Linked DNA regions of Homo sapiens: regions 1 and 3 are each linked to region 2. A link is a loop called in an ENCODE intact Hi-C map of the cell type or tissue named here. Cell type or tissue: PC-9. All regions are shown on one strand.

The links. Peaks named below come from ENCODE experiments on the same cell type or tissue, not always from the same donor. Only the 100,000 strongest peaks of a DNase experiment are listed, where the experiment ranks them.
Region 1: it touches region 2 in a loop (8-fold over the local background); 1 of 110 quality-filtered maps calls a loop at or near these places.
Region 3: a loop joins it to region 2, with 11 times the contacts of the local background. A loop is called at or near these places in 1 of 110 quality-filtered maps.

Annotation. Positions count from the first base shown.
Region 1 is chr1:53,145,455-53,147,954 of GRCh38, forward strand. No RefSeq gene overlaps it. Among named protein-coding and RNA genes, the nearest start is that of SLC1A7, 4.1 kb to the left of the region's middle. In PC-9, no CTCF peak of the experiment used is centred here; DNase peaks (open chromatin) are centred at 547 and 957; H3K27ac peaks cover 1,750 bases.
Region 2 is chr1:53,046,493-53,048,992 of GRCh38, forward strand. It overlaps SCP2 (sterol carrier protein 2), which reads left to right. Exons shown (of 16, transcript NM_002979.5): 15 at 1,366-1,445. Among named protein-coding and RNA genes, the nearest start is that of PODN, 14 kb to the right of the region's middle. In PC-9, no CTCF peak of the experiment used is centred here; a DNase peak (open chromatin) is centred at 1,399; H3K27ac peaks cover 2,500 bases.
Region 3 is chr1:53,106,326-53,108,825 of GRCh38, forward strand. All of the region lies in intron 3 of SLC1A7 (solute carrier family 1 member 7), which reads right to left. Among named protein-coding and RNA genes, the nearest start is that of SLC1A7, 35 kb to the right of the region's middle. RefSeq lists an enhancer at 1-123. In PC-9, no CTCF peak of the experiment used is centred here; a DNase peak (open chromatin) is centred at 1,416.

The DNA.
Region 1 (2,500 bases), 99 kb after region 2:
AATGTCCTTCCTTGTCACGAAAGTTACAGGTTAAATCCCCCTCTTCTTCGAAGCCTTCCCTGATTACCCTAGATACAATACCTTCTCTTTTTCTCACTCTAACTCAGGCCCTTCACAGTCACCAGCTGGGGATTCACCTAGCTCCCTTTTAAGTGGCTCTGACAAGGAAATAAGAATCTATGAAAATAAAATCAAATCTCTGTTTGTTACCATGTCATTTGAAATCACCTCAATGGAGAATCCTCAAAGTTGGAGGGTATATTGGCAGGGGCAGCGGGGTGCTAGGGATAGCCTGAGGAGCAAGGTGTTGTATAATGGGCAGCAGGCGGCCTCAGAGATGCTTCTGGGGAGGCTTGAGCTGGACAGACTGAGATGCTATGGCAAAGAAGAGACATGGTGTTGGCGAAAATGAACGCCAAGTCACAGGTGCAGCTGCCTCACCCTGCAGAAGCAGGTGTGCAGTTGAGCTGTTCTTCACCGGGCCCTCTGCTTGGGTTATGCTGTGGGGAGAGCAGCAGGGGTTGACTTATTTGCTAATGATTAATGATTAATGATTCGCCAGGGCTACAGGCAGGGCCAACCCAGCCTGGGAAGGCGGGGATAGGAAGGCTTCCCAGAGGAGACGTGGTTTAGGCAGAGGCCTCAATAAGCCAGGGAAGGGGGTGCTGGTCAAGGGAGAGGGGAGACGACAGTCTGATTTAGGCCGGAGGCGTGACAGCAGGGCCTCCCAGGGCTAGCAGTGCATCGGTGGGCTGCAGTGGCCATCGGGGCTGGGGCCTTACACCTTCCACCATGTGTCAAAATGAGTTTAGGTCTGGCCGGGTGAGCTCCCATCTGGGTCTGTCGTGACGACAGCTCGGGGTATGTTGGCTGCTTTCCAGAGACATACCAGAGGCGCCTTAATCTCCCTGACACGTCTTCCCAGCTCGCTGGAAGCTGGGCCCTTCCGGGAAGGTTTTCTGTGGGCAACAAATGCAGCTGATCCAGCTGGGTGTGGATTCCTGCGAGCTTTAGTCACCGAGGGGCTGTCCTGACCTCGCTGAGGGCTAGTCCTTTCCCACATTTGCCTCAGAGGATGGGAGAAAGTGACTCTGTGGTGGCAACTCAGACACACGCCTTCCTTTTTCCCTTCCAGTCCCCCGTCTAAATCTGTCACTTAATGGAAATGAGGCCTGGGCGCCCATAAGCCCCTGAGCCGCTCTGTGTTGAGCACCGACTGTGTACCAGGCTCTGGCTGGGTACTCTGACACCTTCACCTAGAAGGGCCCTGACCAGGGGGAGCCAGGGACCCCTCCACATTCACTGGGTCAGTCAAGCCTGGGGGCTCTAAGTCTGTGCAGTACAATTACATAGCATCCATTACACTACTTAAATTGAAATTAATCAAAATTAAATAGGACCAGGCCCAGAGGTTCATGCCTGTAATCCCAGCACTTTGGGAGGCTGAGGTGGGAAGATGGCTTGAGCCCGGGAGTTTCAGACCAGCCTGGGCAACATGGGGAGACCCTGCTTATACAAATAATTTTAAAAATTCACTGGGCATGGTCGTGTGTGCCTGTGGTCTCAGGTACTTCGCAGGCTGAAGTGAAAGGATCATTTGAAGCCTGGGAATTTGAAGTTGCAGTGAGCCGTGATGGAACTGCACTCTATGCTGGGCAACAGTGTAGGATCCTGTCTCAAAAAAAAATTTATATAGTTTAGAATTCAGTCCCTCCGTTGCACTAGCCACATTTCAAGGGCTCAATAGCTGTATGTGGCCAGTAGCTACCATGTTGGACAGCACAGTTAGAGAACGTTTCCATGATCACAGAAAGTTCTACTGAACTCTCTACAGTCACCCTGAACCAAATTCAAAGCTCAGCCTTTGGCTTGGAAGGTGTGCGACTTTGCCGAAGTTAGCGAACCTCTCAGAGCCTCTTTTCTGTGCCTATAAAAGCCCATGCACTTTCCATTGCATCATACTTCCTCTCATTTGCATATAAAAGTTAGGACAAAGTATAAAGTTAAACCCTCCAGCCAGTTTAGATTAGGTTTCCAAATTAGTTAGGATTTTTGTTAATAAATACTAGGAAACTAAATCAAGCTGGCTTTGGTTAAAAGGGAATTTATAAGCAGGGCTGACTGTGTAATTTGTGAGGCCCACTGCAAAATGAGCACGTGGGGCTCTTCTTTCCAAAAGCAGGAAAAAAGTGCATCAAAGGTACTAAAATATATAGCTTTATTTCTTCCACAGTTTCTCTCTCTCAACTTATCATGATGTTTTTTATTTGTGATTTTGTCATTCTTAAGTAAATAAAAATAACAATTTTAAATTAGTAGCATTAACTTTATCATTCACCTTTTTTTTTTTTTTTTTTTTTTGAGCTGGAGTCTTACTCTGTCACCCAGGCTGGAGTTCTGTGGCTTGATCTCAGCTCACTGCAACCTCTGCCTCCTGGGTTAAAGAGAATCTCCTGCCTCAGACTCCTGAGTAGCTGGGATTACAGGCGCACACCACCAC
Region 2 (2,500 bases):
TTTGCTCATTTTTATATTGGATCGTCTAACCTTTTCTAGTTGAGCAGTAGGAGTTCTTTTTTTTATCTTTTCCTGTAATCCACTGTACCTTAGAAAGGAGTTCTTCATATAGTCTGTATATGAGTTGTTTGTCAGAGATATATGAGTTGCAAATATCTTCTCCTCCCTCTGTCTGCCACCTGTTTAAAATAATTTTATTGGAACATAGCCAACATTTGTTTATATATTATCTATGACTGCTTTTGCACTACAGGGGCAGAATTGGGTAGTTGTGATAGAGACCTACTGACCTGCAAAGCCTAAAATATTTAGTGTCTGATCTGTTACAGAAAGTTTGTTAACCCTTGATCTAGAGAACCGTATTCATTTTCTATTACTGCATAACAAATTGCCACAAATTTAGTAGCTTAAAACAATGCCCACATTTATTAGCCCACAGTTTCCATGGATAAGTAGGCTGAGGACAGCTTAGCTGGGTCCTCTGCATAGAGTCACACAAGGCTACAGTTAAGCTTTTGGCCAGGGCTGGGCTCTCATCTGGAGGCTTCAATGGGGAAGGATCCATGTCCAAGTTCATTCAGGTTGCTGGCAGAATTCATTTCCCTGTGGCCTTGGGAATGATAGCTTCCCTCTTTTACTGGCTATAGGCCAGAGCTGGCCCTCAGCTCCTAACGGCCAGTTCCCTGCCACGTGGCCCTCTCCATAGGAAGTCCACAACATAGCAGTGAGCTCATTCAGAGCCAGCAGGAGAGCAAGAATGAGTCTGCTAGCAAGGTAGAATCATTTAATGTAACAAAATGACAAGAGTGACATCTCATTATCTTTGCCATATTCTGTTAGCTAGAAGCAAGTCACAGGTTCTACTCACACTGGAAGGAAGGGGATGTACACCAGGAGGGTCACCTTAGAGTCTGTCACAGTTACTATTAGTAATATATTGGTGTCTTAAGTTTACAGATGTTTTTCTATGTTTATATAGTTGAATTCTGTTTTAAGCAAAAATGGCATCATACAGTTTCTTTTGTAACTGGCTTATATAATAATATCATGAATAATGTAACATGAACATTTTTTCATGTCAGTAAATCCAGATCCATATCATTTCTTATTGTGGCTTGTATCATACCTCACTATTTGAATATACCATAATTTATTTAATCAATTCCGTCTTGTTAAATATCAGGATTGCTTGTGGTTTATGTCACATTTTACCAGGCTGCCATAGAAGTATATGTGAGTGCCCATTTCCCCACACTGCCTCAGTGCTGGTTATAATTCTGTTGCAGTCAGTGGCTCTTGACAAAAATGTATATGTGAAACTGAACACCTCCTATTCTCCTTCCTTCTCCTGTGTATCTGTTTTAGATAAGAAGGCTGACTGCACAATCACAATGGCTGACTCAGACTTCCTGGCTTTAATGACTGGTAAAATGAATCCTCAGTCGGTAAGTATGATGGAGCTTATATCCTGCTAGTAGGTAGGTCTTTCAGCCCTTTCTACTCCATCTCCTGACTCAGACTCTAAAGTGCAAAGTGGTCAGACTCACAAAACTCAGTGTTCCCCAAACAGTTGACAGACGTCTGTGGAGCAAGCTGTGTGCCACACACTGTCTTGTGTGCTGGAAGTGCCCAGAAGAGTAAGAAAGTTCCCACGCTCAGGGCATCCACAGATGTGTAAAAGAGTCAGTGCAGCCAGAGATCCAAGGTGCCACACCTGGCTTGTGGTCAGGGGAGGATGAAGGCAGGAGCAGCCATATCTCTCTGGGCCATCAGGGAGAGCACCACAGAGGAAGCAGCTCTTGAGCTTAGTACCCAGGCGGAAAGTAGGAGTGTTCCAGGAGGAGGGAGGGGTGGCATGAACAAAGGCCTGACCTTTTACATTCCATTTATTTGCCCATGCTCTTCTTTTTGCCTGACCTGTCCTTACCTGACAAATGACTTGTCTTTCAAAATTAGCTCAGATATTATCTCCAAGGACCTCTTTCCAAGTTGCTGGGGAGCTGTAACCAGTCCCTCTCCTGAGCCACGTACTGGACTGCCAGCTTAGTGCCTGTTGTGTTATGTTAGTCATAATATGCCTCTCTCTCTTCCCTGTTAGGCTGTGAGTGTCTCAAAGCATCAAAGCACATCTTATTTGTCTTTATGTTTCCAGAATTTAGCACAGTATCTGATGTTTTTAGGTATTCTGTAAACAACTGTTGGACTAAATTGCATTTGTCTAAAGTGTGTTTATGCCTTGTATAGATTTTCCTAGTCCCCAAATTGTCAAGGGTCCTCTTAGGCTCTTCAGCTGCAGTGTTGAATGGACTTGATATAGTGAGCTTTCTGTCAACTTGATATATACTGAGCTTTCCATTAATAAAAAAGAAACTAAGACGTTTCTTTCCAATGTAACTTAATTTTTTCTGTTGTCTCAGTCTGGTTTGTTTTAGGTTTTATTCCTGTGGTTCTCTGGTAATTTCCAAGATTGGATAAAACAACTAAATCTCACTCCCACTTG
Region 3 (2,500 bases), 60 kb after region 2:
TTTCCTACTAGATAAAAAACGGTGGCTCACGCCTGTAATCCCAGCACTTTGGGAGGCCAAGGCGGGCGGATCACGAGGTCGGAGATCGAGTCCACGGTGAAACCCCGTCTCTACTAAAAATACAAAAAATTAGCTGGGCACGGTGGCGGGTGCCTGTAGTCCCAGCTACTCAGGAGGCTGAGGCAGGAGAATGGCGTGAACCCGGCGGAGCTTGCAGTGAGCCGAGATCGCGCCACTGCACCCCAGCCTGGGCGGCAGAGCAAGACACCGTCTCAAAAAAAAAAAAAAAGTAACTGTCAAACTGTGATACTGACACAGCAGTCGATGGAAAAGTCCATGTAAGCTGTAGCCTAGAAACAGAAACTAGCACCTCTAAGTGTTTCGTACTTGATAAAAGTTGTTTCACAAATCAGTGAGGAAACGAAGGATTCATTATAGAATGCTGTGCAGCTGACCAACGGTTTGGAAAAAATAGATGTTAGATGCTTACACCAAAATAAATTCCAAAAGGTTTAAAGAAATAAATAAGTCTTTGAAAAATGAAACCAGCTGGGCACAGTAGTTCATGCCTGTAATCCCAGCACTTTGGGAGGCCAAGGTGGGCACATCACCTGAGGTCAGGAGTTTGAGACCAGCCTGGCCAACATGGCGAAACCCCGTCTCTACTAAAAAATACAAAAATTAGCTGAGTGTGGTGGTGCTCGCCTGTAGTCCCAGCTACTCAGGAGGCTGAGGCTGCAGAATTGCTTGAACCCGGGAGGCGGAGGTTGCAGGGAGCTGAGATCGCACCACTGCACTCCAGCCTGGGGACAGAGTGAGACTCTGACTAAAAAAAAAAAAAAAAAAAAAAAAAAGGCAAAGAAACCATAAAAAGCTAGAAGAAATATAGGTTGAGATCTTATCATGTCTCAGTATAGGAAATGACTCTCTAAGAACAAAATGAGCAATAAATCAATAGATTTTACTACATGAAAATAAAGAAATCCCTAAGCGCAACATAGCATCCTGGATTGGATCCTGCAACAGAGAAAAAGGACATTCGTGGAAAAACTGATGGAATCCAAACGAGATCCGTAACTTAGTTAATAGTGTTGTACCAATTTAATTTCTCAGTTTTGACTAACGTACCCTAGTTATGTAAACCGCTAACATCAGGGGAGGCCAGGTGAAGGGTGTGTGGGATCTCTCTGTACTGTCTACAACTTTTCCGTAAACCTAAAACTATGCTAAAATGGAAAGCTGAATGCTTGAGAAGCTAAGACAGATTGCAATACAAATAAAACCACAAAGCAAGTGACGAGCTGGAGAGACTGCGTGACCAAGCACTACCATCCTAAATCTACTAAGAGCTTTTACAAATCTTGGCCTGGTTTCTACCTTCACTATCTCCTCTCATCAGAATATCAGCTCCCTGGAGGGCGGAAGCTCTGTGTTTGTTCACTGTTGTGTCTCCAGCCCCGGGAAGAGTTCCCGGCACATACCAAGCACTCAGTAAATATTTGCTGCGTAAACCAATAGACCACAAAAACCCGACAGGAAAACGATGGAAAGATACTACCAGGCAATTCGTGTTACAAAAGAAGAAAAGTCAGTGGCCAAAAATGCTTTTTAAAATGTTTAGTTTCATCAACAAATTCAAGATATTTCCACCTGTCAAACTGACAAAGTATTTTTCAAATGACAGTGCACAATGTGGGAGGTTTGGTGAGATGGGCACCCTCACATGGTCCTGGCAGCAACCTTTCTCTAAAAGCATTTGTATCTTTGTCTTCACAGTCCCCTTCTAGGAGTGTGTCTTGTGAGAAATGCCAACTCTGAGGTGAGCATCTGGTAAGAGGCTTCCGTTGCATGCCTGCTCTTCCTCCAACCTGCCGCCCCACACTCACACTGCCTCCACCTGGGTCGCCTCCCACTCACTCTTGTCCTCGGTAACCCTCTTCCCCTCTTTCAAGACTCAGTTTACACACACGGAGAACATTTGGAAGCTCGTAAGAAGCCAAATGGAACTTATACCTATATAGACATTTCTTTACAACTTCCTTTACAATTACAATCATTTTAAATGTGGGCCTTGGCAGGGACAGCTAGTTGCCTATGCAGTCTCCATTCTCCCGTCCTTCCTTAACAGAAGTCCTATTATGTTGTGGGGACCAAATGGGACCTGCCATCAAGCTCTGATTCTCTTGCTAATGGGGTGGCCATCGAGAGGTGAGTGGAAGTCGTTGGGTGGTGATTCCTGGAAAACTCTTAAGGAGGTGCCCATTCAGCCAGGACCCTTTGGTCCGTTCCTCCAACTTTCTTCTTTCTGCCTGGAACATGGGGATAATAGCTAGAGCTTGAGCAACCTTCATGGACCATGAGACTCAGATGAAAGCCAGGTGCTAAGCATGGCACGGCACACAGGAGGGCAGGGCCTGGGACCCTGGTGACTGCCAGCTGCCCACCTCCCACTTCTGGACTGTTCTTCAGGAACAAATGCAAACCTTACCTTACTTAAGCC